Linked DNA regions of Mus musculus: region 2 is linked to region 1. Evidence: chromatin loops called from intact Hi-C (ENCODE). Cell type or tissue: left cerebral cortex. All regions are shown on one strand. Each heading gives the region's core, and the rest is flanking DNA. Links, peaks and the distances in the headings are about the cores only.

The links. A loop is a pair of places that touch in the nucleus more often than their neighbours do. Peaks named below come from ENCODE experiments on the same cell type or tissue, not always from the same donor. Only the 100,000 strongest peaks of a DNase experiment are listed, where the experiment ranks them.
Region 2: it touches region 1 in a loop (3.0-fold over the local background); 2 of 42 quality-filtered maps call a loop at or near these places.

Annotation. Positions count from the first base shown.
Region 1 is chr11:67,683,058-67,689,209 of GRCm38, forward strand. Gas7 (growth arrest specific 7) reads left to right here. Exons shown (of 14, transcript NM_001109657.3): 14 at 281-5,935. The coding sequence ends at 394. It also overlaps a transcript of Glp2r not described here. Among named protein-coding and RNA genes, the nearest start is that of Rcvrn, 9.2 kb to the right of the region's middle. In left cerebral cortex, for the core only: no CTCF peak of the experiment used is centred there; a DNase peak (open chromatin) is centred at 3,196; H3K27ac peaks cover 909 bases.
Region 2 is chr11:67,805,920-67,812,071 of GRCm38, forward strand. Dhrs7c (dehydrogenase/reductase (SDR family) member 7C) reads left to right here. Exons shown (of 7, transcript NM_001013013.2): 3 at 3,864-3,976; 4 at 5,536-5,746. Among named protein-coding and RNA genes, the nearest start is that of Dhrs7c, 11 kb to the left of the region's middle. In left cerebral cortex, for the core only: a CTCF peak has its summit at 2,338; a DNase peak (open chromatin) is centred at 2,329.

The sequences.
Region 1 (6,152 bases), core at 708-5,707:
GGGTGCCCAAGGGCAGTTCTATTTGCCCATGGAAGACAGATGGAGGAAGGGGTCATCTGTAGGACAGCCCGCCCTCTTCTCCAGGCCAGGGATCTACAGACTAGCTCTGCCTCTCAGCATTCTACACACTCTCATTCTCACCCCACCTCCATGGAGCCCTGGAACCTTCTAGAAAGGGTGATCTGAGGTGGCTCTCCAACTGCAGCAGCATGGGACACAGGAGACATTCCAGCTCAGCCGCCACCTCTGACCATGACCCTCCCTCTGTGCCCCCTTGCAGACAGTCGAGCCTGTGGACCAACTGCTGCGAAAAGTGGACCCAGCCAAAGACAGAGAGCTATGGGTCAGAGAGCACAAAACAGGCAACATCCGCCCAGTGGACATGGAGATCTAGAAGTGACTGTATGGTCCGGGGGGTTCCTGCTGAGGAGAGGGGCTGAGGGTCCCATGGAGAAGGGGCTGTATCTGCCCTATTACCTGCTAACCTATACACTGAGAAGGAAGAAAGGAGCCAGTGATTCCAGGAGGAGGAGGGCCCGGCCAGGGACTCCCCAGTATTTCCAGGCCATAATGGTGGACCCACAGCCCTGACTTCACCTAGAAGACTGAAGCCTCCCCCTCCAACTCCCATGCTGTGCGTGTCCCTCTGAGAACCAACTGAGGCTAGAACCCTAGGGTCCCTGCTGAGTTCCACAGGGGTGGCCATCACACACCTGTATCCCTGGTATCTAAGGCCTGTCCTCTAGTGCGATTGTCATCTCCAGGACTATGAAAGAGGGAGGGTGGCGGTGTCTCTGTCTGCAAACAGTGTCAGGATCAGAATCAAGGACAGGAGGCAAAGTGAAGTTCACACCCAGCACCCACAACCTTTATCAGTCCTCCCGACTCCCCACCCTTTTGCATTCTGGGAGCCCACATCTATTTTTTACACCCCCCCCCACAAGAGGGGTGGAGTTTCTTCCCAACCCAAATCTGGAGAGGTCAGAATGGAACTACCTCAGTTGGCACAAACAGATCATGGCTCCTATCAGTCTCAGATTCCAGATCTAGCATTCCAGATCTGAATTTCAGATTCAGATCAGGCATTGGCTGTAAAGTCTACCACGAAGTCCCAATCTACCCTTCCCTCAACCTCTTTCTCAAGGAGGAAACTCCCCACCTCACCCTGACAACCCTTGATGTTTCCCAAAGTCTTTAGACAGCTGTGTGCATGTTCAAAGACTTCAGGGGTGGAGTCTCACAAAGTCTTGTTTGACACATGCCCCCCCCCCCGCCCCTCAACACTGTCGCACCCTTGACCAGCACTCCTCTGTGCTGACTTCAGGCCCTGTGTGACAACAGTAAGAGCTGGGTTTTGTTATTCTCTAGAATGGCTCCAGCTGTGGGTGTGCACAATGAGGGAGGAACTGCTTTCCCCCTTACTGTCATTGGTCAGTGGAGCAGATTCTCATGGCTGTAGGTAGTTGCTACACAGGAAGCGAAGGAACTTTGGGGAGTCACAAGGTGAGTGGGTAGGGGGGTGAAGAATTCTAGCTGGAAACTTGTACGGGGGTGAGGGGGGACATTTTTTCTCATCTTTCCCACAGATGACTCTGTATTTGACCTGTCTATCTTCTCCAAGGGCAAAAATCCTCTAAATGCCACTCACATCTTTCAGTCTCACAATGCACATCACGGATAGCTTACTAATCTTGGACCTTCTGGCAGCCCATCCACAGAACCATCTCTCATGGTTGTTAGCAAGATGCCTAACACACTCAAGCAAACTAAGCACTGTCACTTTCCTTTCTGAACCATCTCAGCCAAAAAGGCCACCATGAGGACATCTCACCAACCTGTGCTCAGCATGAACTGTGACATCAGCCTTTGATAGTAGGACATTATTTCTTGATTTCCTTATTAAAAGAAAAAAATGGGTGCTAGTGGTAATTTGCTTTGTGGCTTAGCAACCTAGTTTGTGAGTGATGGTCAAGCTCCAAGTCTTGTCATACACAGGGGGTTGGGTATCACAGTGTAGCTCATGACTTTGTTCCCTCACCCCACCCCCAATCCAAAAGGTTCAGAGTCCCCCGAGATGACACTTCCTCCAGCATAACCCCAGTTGGCTGACGTGAGCCTATTCCATCTGAGGCCATTCTCTCTTTGGTTCCTTTCTAATCTATCCACACATGCCTTTCCCTTCTTTGATCCCCTCCCTTCCATTGTTCATTCATGAAGAGTTTTGTTAGAGACAAGCAATCTGTAATCCCTCACCTGAAGACCGCAGACTGCAGCTCTGTCATGCGAGGAAGCGCTCAAGTGTCCTGTGCGAACCCCTCGCCTCTTCCTGAGATAGACTTGGCTCTCCCTCTTGGATACTCTGCCCATTGAGTTCTCGGTGGTACCAGCTACATGCCAGTTCCTGAGCATCCTTTATGTGCATTTGCATTCTCAGTGGTCCTGCCTGTATGCTGGTTCACATCCATCTTTTCATCTGCACACTCTTTTTCTCGGCGAATGCTTGGAACTGGGTGCTGAGTGCTGGAACTAGCCTTGTGTCTATGAGGGCACCCTTCAGCTCACTCCACCCCCCAGGTAGACAGGTGCATTTTGACCCTTCTGGACAGAAGAAACAATGTGTTTTCCACCCCACCCAATGGGATTGTTGAAGTATTAACTGTGCTAAGAGATCTTGACACAGCAGTAAGATTCCAGTCTCCTTATTACCAAACTCTCAACTCATACGCAGCTTCAATTTCCGAAATGGCTTCAAATAGGGAGGGTAAGAACATGGAGGAGGGGGGTGCCAGGAAATGATACCCAGAACTATGATCGTGATAGAGTCGAGTGTCCAACTACCTTCACAGCACCCAGTGATCAAGGTGATGACGGTTGAGAACCTGAAAGTGCATACTGAGTTGAGTGTTCAGGCTGCTGTCCTTGGTCTCTCTGCAGTTCTGGGGACCCAACCAAGAGTCACGTGTCTAGGCCAGTGCTTTACCACTTAGCTATACCCAGTCCTGTGTTACCTTGCTTTTGTGAACACGTCACTGCATAGGTTCTGAGAGGACCTGGCTGGGTTTATTTAAGAGTGGGAGAGCATCCATTGTCCAAACTGAGAGCAGCAACAGCCCTCTCTTCCTGCCCCCACCTAGGAGTGCCAATACACTTAAGCTTTGTCTGCAAAACCCTGATTTTTTTTTTAAATCTAAAATGAATGACTTTCAAAAATGGGTTGGTTACCATGGCAACCTCCAGGAAGAGATACTCGTTACCCTTCATTATTTTCTAGCACTTTTGAACAGTCCCACAGTGCACAGGCCATTTGAAGGATGTAGATGGCAGCCCTGGGCTGTCTCTGCTATGGGGTGACCTTTCTACCTCCACACAAGACCCTGTTGACTCAGGAGGATCTCCGCAATGGTTGATTAATAGCTGAAGCAAAGTATCCAAATTTGTGACAAGGGTTTGTGTGTATCCCCTCCGTGAAATCCAGCCAATTATCAGGGTAGAAGATGGGTGCATGAGAATCTTGGCTCAGCCAAAGCCCCTTCATGGAAATACAAGCCATAAAATTCAAAAGGTGTCAAAAGACCTTGGCTTGTTTGGGGGTTTGTTCCCATCCATGAGTAGAGTTGACAAGAAGAATTTAAACGGGAGTCTGAAGACCTGCTGTTACTAGAAAGTTAAGAAAGGCGCTTTACAGATATAAAGAAAGGGAACATGACAGCTGCCTGATGGCTTAGCCTGGAGACCTCCTCATTGCCAAAGTTGTTCCCATGCCACAAAGCATCTCTCCACCCCCTTTTCAAGGAATGCAGTTCTACAAACTGATCTCCTTAACCACAACCAAGATAGGCATGTCACCATGTCAATTCCCCTTTTCTTAGCAACCAGTTCAATGTTCTGCCCCTTCAATCTTACCTTTTCCTACAATGCCATGTAAGTGGGGTCAGCCATGATGTCATGTGTGTCAGTAGAGGGTCTCCTCTCCCTGCTGAGTAGTATTCTATCATATGGATGGGCCTCGGGATTTTCTTAGTTTTAAAACGAGTTGGTTTTTTTTTTTTTTTTTTTTTTTTTTTTTTTTTTTTTTTTTGCCCTGGAACTCATAGCCCCAAATCTCCAGTTTGTTTGTATAACTGCTTCCAACCCACTGCTTCTTATGTTGCTGGGGCTCCTTCCACGGACCCCAGCTGTGCCCTCAAGTTGGTGATTCTAGTTTGGGCTCAATGAAGGAAGCAGGAAGGGGCAGCAACTGAATGTCACTCTCCACTGCTGCAGCAGTAAATCTCTCAGTAAAAGAAGACCCTCTCCCTCAGGGGACTGTCACCTCAGTCCTCGGTAGTTCTGTAATTTATTGAACATTGGCCCTTGGGTATAGCTTGACCCTTCCCAGAATCTGTTTTGCCATCTGCCATTTGAGGGTGCTTGTTCTAAACAGCCTTTGAGGGTTTTACCCCCTGTGTCTCTTCCCTCCCCATTGCCTATTTGCACCCTATGCATGTGGTCATATGTAAGCTGGATCATCTCCACAGCTGTGACCAGAAATCCTCACGAAGGGCACATTTCTAGGTAGACCCAAATGGAACTAAATCATGTCACAAGCTGAGAGAATTACTGAGTTCCTCTCAGGACCCCTGAAGAAGCTATAAGTCAGTACCAGTAGCTTCAGGGTCTGTCGTAGGAGCGAGGACAACTGTAAACACAGGGTCCGCTGATCAAGTCCTTCTTGCTCATTGCAGTTTGATTTGCCAGCAGTCATACTGAGACTAGCTTGATCCTACACCTGTTAGACAGTGGCAGAGATAGGCCCAAGCTAAGTGGAGGCCAGGCCAGGCTGAGGGTGGGGCCCTCTGGGACCTAGTCCTCTAAGCTGTCTTTGTTAGATACTGCTGAGTGAAAGGTGGACCGAGAAGGCTCTTGTGAAGCTCCAGGTAGACGGGAATGTTCCTCGGTTCAGGTGAGAGCCAGATCTAGAGAGTCAGAACCCGGGGGTCTTGAGATAGGAGGCAAAGCAGCTATGGAAGGGCTTTTGCTGGTTAATCATTTCTGAGGTGAAAGACCTTCTTCTCAGGGGGCAGGCTCCACCAGGAATGGAGGATCAATCGCTGTAATATTCTAGTGTTGAGTGTAGCTCTTGGGGTCTGAACTATGGAGGCTTGGTTGGGGAATGTGGATGCCCTTAGATCCTTTTCTGGGTGATAATAGGGATGTGGGCCTTTTGTGTTTAAGGAGAGTTTCTAATAGGGCTGTGCTGGTAGAGTGTGAAGGGCCAGAGTCACAGTATGGCACCGAGGCAGAAGGGAAGAGCTGAGACTGGCCCTGCCCTGCTTCTCAGTCTGTTCCACATCCTAAGGTCACACCCTGTCAGGACTTCTTCGTACTCACCTGTCCCTTCCTGCAGCTTCCTTGACAGACAGGTTCTTGGACCCAGGCACCAACATTCCAAGGGACACCAGCCAACCTGGGTGAGGGCCCGACTCTGTATGTCTTCCCTTCCCTGGGGGGGGGGGGGGGCGGGAAGAGATGTCCGAAGCATTCCCTTGCAACCCGAGCACATCAGCGAACCCCACGAAAGTGGAATTTTCTAACAAAATAAACTTGCTCATTTGGTCCGTTTTCTGTAACTTTTGCTAAACACTTTATACATTTTTAATGTTGAAAAGCAGTGTCTCCTGCCAGAACTCCTCACCCAGGATGAATGTGTTTACTCCACGCTGTATATCTTTCCATGCTCCGGCTGCCTGGACCAGTAAATAAAATGGATGTAATATAAGTTGTAAGTAACGTTGTCAAAACTCTGATCCCGATGGAGGCTGCACGCCTCCCCCACCCCATGATAGCATCTGTGTGTATTAATTCTGAAGAATTAAATGTTTAAATTAGAGTTTAAATGTTGACGGCGTTTGCTATGTATAATTGCCCCTACACCGTTATAAAGTGTTTTCAGGAATTTCAGTGCCATCCTTCCTTTTTCCTCCCTCAGTTACGTGGACACTTGAGATGCTTATATTCATCCCACAAAAAATAAACTCTCCAGAGATGATGGGTCCCATAGGGACCCTCTTTCCTAGAAGGGCACCCACTTTTCCTTCCTACGAGAGGTCTCTACCTCCCTCCTGGGCTCTACACACCAGTGATGGGTTCAGTCCTGATGACAGCAGAAGGAC
Region 2 (6,152 bases), core at 411-5,410, 120 kb after region 1:
AGTGAATTCTCATCATTTTTATCGATAGTTCTTACTTATGCTGGAACTATTAACATTTTGCTTTAGCTTTGGCAGTTTTATATTTTATTTTAGTAACTGACATTTTTCAAGATAGTTGTCTTAGATAGGGCTTTTATTGTTATGAAGAGACACCACGACCAAGGCAACTCTTATAAAGGCAGACATTTAATTGGGGCTGGCTTACAGTTTCAGAGGTTCAGTTCATTATCATCATAGCAGGAAGCATGCAGCATGCAGGCCAACATGGTACTGGACAAGGAGATGAGAGTTCTGCATCTTGATTCAAAGGCAACCAGGAGAGACTGGCTTCCAGGGAGCTAGGAGGAGGTCTCAAAATGCATCCCCACAGTGACACACTTCCTCCAAATAGGCCACACCTCCTAATAGTGCCACTTCAGATCCCCATAATAGTCTTCACTTTTCTTCACATTTCTGATTAAAGTGTGTGAGTCATTCCGCATAGACTTTAGAATCACTCTGTCACTTTCTAAGACCTACTGGGGTCTTCGCTTCCTGCATCAAATTGACACAGAGAATAAGTAATATCTTTTAAATGTTCTGTCACTAACATTCATCCCAGATGTCTCCTTTTCTCTTCTATTTTTATCCTTAATTTTTAATGCTGTATATGGGGAGGTGCACACATGAGTGTAGGTGTCCCGGGCAGTCTGGAGGAGGGAGTCAGATCCCCCGTGGCTGGAATTTCAGGTGGTGGAAAGCCGCCTGACATGGGTGATGGAAATCACACTTGGGTTCAAACACAGGTCCTTTGCAAGAGCAGTTATGTGCCCTTGACTACTGAGCCATCTCTTCAGCCCCAACTTCCTTTCTTAATAAAACACCTAAACTGAGAGGAAACCATCTCTCCCTGAAGACCTGACAATTCTTGGTGACATTGGTATGCAGTAGGCTCTTGGTTCAGATTTCCCTCAGTGAGGAGCTACTGTTTCCTCCTTCCCACTCCCTCGGTTATTCTCAGAGCACCTGTCTTAAGCTCATTTTTTTTTTGCAGTGCTGGGATCAACCTCTGGTCTTCCCACATAGTAACTAGGCAAGTGCTCTGCCACTGAGCCACCCTCCTGGCCAGTGCACCTGTTTTTGTTCCCATTGAGATCCAAGGACAGTGCAATCTCCCTTTCTTCCCCAGCAACCCTTTGACCTTTGTGCCTGCTTGTCCTTGCATCATCCGGCATCCCGGTTCTCTCCAGTATCACAAAGCCCCTGTTCATGATGCCCACGTAGAAAACCCCAGGATCTGTCCTGTCCAGCTGACCTCCTCCTCTCTGCCTGAATCAAACTTCTAAGTCTACAGGAGCAAATTCCCACAAGGTCACACAAGGTCACTGAGAGCTGCTGTGCTTAAGGTAGAAGAGCTCAAAAGAAGTTAATAAAGTGATTTGCGATGATATTCTGCTGTACTCGTAGACCAGTGCCTGGCCCAGTTGTCAGCAGAGAGGCGTCACCCAGCAACTGATGGGAGCAGATGCAGACACCCGCAGCCAAACACTAGGCAGCTCCCGGGAACCCTGCAAAAGAAGAGGGGGAAGGATTGTAAGAGCCAGAGGGGTGAAGGACACCGTGAGAACGTGGCCCACAGAGTCAACTAAACAGTGCACATAGGGTTCACAGAGACTGAAGCAATAAACACAGTCCTTGAATGGGTCTTGACTAGGTCTTCTGCATATACCTGATGGTTGTATAACTTGGTGTTGTTGTGGGACTCTTAACAGTGGGAGTGGGAGTGGAGGGTGTCTCTGACTCATTTGCCAGCACCTGGGACCCTTCTCCTCCTACTTGGTTGCCTCCTTTCAGCCTTGATATGAAGGGTGTGCCTGGTCTTACTGCAACTTGTTGAGCCATGTTTGACTGATATTCCCGGGAAGCCTGTTCTTTTCTTTTCTTTTCTTTTTTTTTCTTTTTTTTTTCTTTTTTTTTAAAGGTAATTGGAGAAGTGGATATGGGAGAAAGAGGAGGTAGGAGGAGAGACTGAAAGGAGTGGAGGGAGGGGAAACTGTTGGCAGGATGTAATATATAAGAGAATAATTTAAATAACAATACACAGCCTCTGGTGAACACCCATTTTACTGGGCTGTCCTTTTAAGTGTCTGCAATCAACTGAGGTCCACAACTTCCTGGTACAAAGTGAGACAAAACTAGATATTACGCTCGAGTGAGTGCTTTCAGAGCCTCTGTCAGAGATAGTGCTTGGTGCACTCCTCTATGTTCATCCATCCTTCCGGTACTGTGAATGTTGGCTGCTAAGTCTCTGAGACTTATCCTGTGCCAGTGAATGCCACCTTATGGAGAAGTGCTGCCATCTAGGCACTTCCCTGAGCGGACAATGCATGCAGCTGATGGCTGATGGTGTGCAAAGGCTGCTCCTCTCACACAGGTGAGAAAGCTCTGCCATGGTTTGGACTCCATTCCAGCCACTGCTTTAGAAGACCCAGCCTAGGCAAGACCCTCCCCTGGATGACCAGAATAAGGATTAGCGGAGCAAATGCATAGATGTCTCTCTCAATCATCCCTAGAACAAATAAACTGTCTGAACATAGGAGGTTTTACTGCTGTAAAGTATCAAGCTATTTTTACATGTGAATGTCCTGTATCTACCCGGTGTTGCCCTAGAGACAGCTCAGGAGATAAAGGTGCTTGCCACCAAGTCTGGTGACTTAAGTTCAGTCCCTGAGATCTGTGTGGTGGAAGGAGATAACAGACTCCCTCGAGTTGTCCTCTGACCTCCACATATGTACCTTGGCATGCACATGACAATGCATACAAACTTGTATACAAAATAAATGAAAATAAATGTTTTTAAAAATTAAGGAAAGGCCTATATCAAATTAATCAAGAATTAGTTCAGAGTGGAGCATAAAACAACATCACCTATTTTTTTCTTTTTGTTTATTTTTGCAATTGTAACTTCATTACATTTCTCCCTCTCCTCATTCCAAACTCTCCCATATGTCCCTCCCACTCTCTTTTGAATTCATGGTCTCTTCTTTCATTAACTGTTATTGTAAACATATGTGTATTTTGTATATTCATGAATATGAATATAAATATAAACCTTTTGAGACTGGAGAGATGGCTTGGCAGTTAAGAGAACTGACTACTCTTCCAGAGGTCCTGAGTTCAATTCCCAGCAACATGGTGGCTCACAACCATCTGTAATGGGATCCGATGCCTTCTTCTCATGTGTCTGAAGACAGCTCTGGTGTAGTTATTTTATATATATAGGAAAGTCACCTGAGGAAAGTCACCTGTCCTGCTCCTAGCTTGACTTAGTTGCCTGCAGTTCTTCGTGTAGAAGGGTCTTGTAAGCAAAGACCCTTGACTAGAGTCTCTATCCACAGAGGAATATGGAGGTCTGGGTGGTACTTGGTCTGAACTAACATGGTAGCTCTTACCAATACCTATAGGTTGAGGTGTTCCTAAGACTGTGGTCTCAAAGGCTAGTGACAGAGTCATCTTCCCATTCCATAAGAAATTTTCATCATCAGAACTACCCAGCAAAGCAGAGACTTGTTGCTCTCTGCTGCAAGCTTCCCTCCACAGAAGCCACCAAGCTGAGGCTAGAAACGCAGCACAGCACACAACCAAACCATCCTAGCCTAGGCTACAGCTCAGTGCTGGAGCACTCGAGTAACACAAGCAAGGTAGGGGTTCTATCCTCAGCACCCCTAAAACATCTAGCCTGAGGAGGGGATCAAATGAAATGACTCCTCTAGGAGGAGAGGCTCATGGTGATAGATGTGACATCAGGAGTCCCTAAGACAGGAACTCCTTTCTACAGCTCCATTCACAAGGTAAACCCTGCCTCCCTTCTCTCTCCTCCACAGAGTGTGCTCGGGTGTTCCATGCAGGTGGGGCAAGGCTGGTGCTGTGTGGAAAGAACTGGGAGGGACTGGAGAGCCTCTATGCCACCTTGACCAGTGTGGCTGACCCCAGCAAGGTAAGACTCTCTCCAGACAGCCTGAGGAACCTCTGGATACCCTGATCCTCGTCATTGTTAGGGACAGTTACAGGGAAATGTGACAGTGGCTTTGGAGAAATCAGAGGTGACGGTGATGGCACAGACCCTGACAGAGGCCTGTTTGCCCAGCAAAAGGCTTGTTTTGATCACTTGTCAGGGTGAAGCTTGGGCACTGATCCCCCACGTCTGTGTTAGCCAGACTTATAAATAACACAGATAGTGGTGTCCCAGAAGTGGGTTGAGACTACAAGTAGAGGTGACATTAAGACAAACAAACGCCGGGCGTGGTGGCGCATGCCTTTAATCCCAGCGCTCGGGAGGCAGAAGCAGGCGGATTTCTGACTTTGAGGCCAGCCTGGTCTACAAAGTGAGTTCCAGGTCAGCCAGGGCTATGCAGAGAAACCCTGTCTTGGAAAACAAAACAAAACAAAACAAAACAAAACAAAACAAAACAAAACAAAACAAAGATAAAGACAAAGACAAGGAAAAAGACAAACAAACAACACAAGGCATAATTGCAAGGAAGAAGTCAAGGAAGCCCCTCGTAAGCTATCCAGGTTAGAGGAGTTGCCTTCAGCGCTCTTTGGGATTTAAATTGGAAAGAAAAGAAATTCCTTGCTCCTGAGATTGAAGTTGGTGTTTGCAAACAGCTCAAAAGAATTCAGAGTCAACCCTGGCACATGAGGAGACAGATTAACCACAAACACACAGAATACTACATGGAGCCTTTCTTGGGATGTTATTAGGTTTGGGGTAAAAACCAAGTTGTGTGGGAAATGCTGGCTTCCAGTCCAGCTTGTCTCAGTTTCTTTACTGCTGGACTGTTCAGAGCCTTTGATATGCTAGTATGTATTTCCCCCAAAGAACTTAAAAATCGATGACTATTTCCCAAACATATGTGACCCTCAGTGGGAACCTTCTCTTCGAGGGTGTATATCAGAACTAGCATTTGCCACAAGTTGCCTTGACTCCAGGATACTACCAAGCCCTGCCCCCATCCTTACTTCTAAACCAGTAACACCTTGAGGACAGCACGTGTCCAGAGCTGAGTACAGCTCCCAGTACATAATTGATGCTTCAGAAGCGCTCTATGGAATACACGATTTTGATCCAAAACAAAGGATGCCTGCCAACGGCCGTGCTGGATTTTCTTGTTGCCTTATTATAAAACAAATTGGTAAGCAATTTCCAAAAGAAACCAGTAGTACTCAGAGTTATGATGCCAGTACTAGAATCAGTTCGTAGTCTCCAAAGAGTCACCTAGTTGTCAAGAATGGTCTTATCGGCTGAGGAGTCCTGGCTGCAAGTTCAAACAACTGTATATTCACCCTTAATTGCTGGCCTGGTCTCCAAACCAAGATTCTCCAGCCATCTCCTTCAACTCAGAGTTGTTTTACATCTTCCCGGTTGTCTTGGTTTGTTTTTCTACTTATTCGATGACTTTGAATTCTCAGCAGGGTAGCTGTTTGATTGAGGTCCCCCAACATCGCCAAGGATGTAATCCCAAACATGTCTTGACTCTCTCCTTGCTCCAACAGACATTCACCCCCAAGCTGGTCCTCCTGGATCTCTCAGACATTAGCTGTGTTCAAGATGTGGCCAAAGAGGTCCTGGACTGCTACGGCTGTGTGGACATCCTCATCAACAATGCCAGCGTGAAAGTGAAGGGGCCTGCCCACAAGATTTCCCTGGAGCTTGACAAAAAGATCATGGATGCCAACTACTTCGGACCCATCACTTTAACCAAAGGTCCTGTGAGTTTCATTTTTCCTCCGGGTCTGTGAACCACTAGATTCTATGGGAAGACCTGTGGTGCCACCACGTGGCCATCTGGTTCTGGACAGACCCAAGAAAGCTCTTAATTCGAGTACTGAAAGCTTTCAGGTCCCCACTGTAAATGTTGGTCACAAAAGGAAGTGTCTTACTGCTATATTCTCACTTTATTATGAAACTCTGCTCTTCACCCACACTCCACCCAATACTTTTCTCTTTGTACCCAGTCCACAGCTCCCTGGTCAATCTGTCTCTCTGGACCACTGGCTTCAGCTTTTGCCTGTGCTTTACTACATAAGCCTTCGAGCTGTTCTTCTGTAAGCATGATAATCAGCCAAAGGTTCTGTCTTCAGAAATGAAGAAGACGGGGCTGGGAGACAGA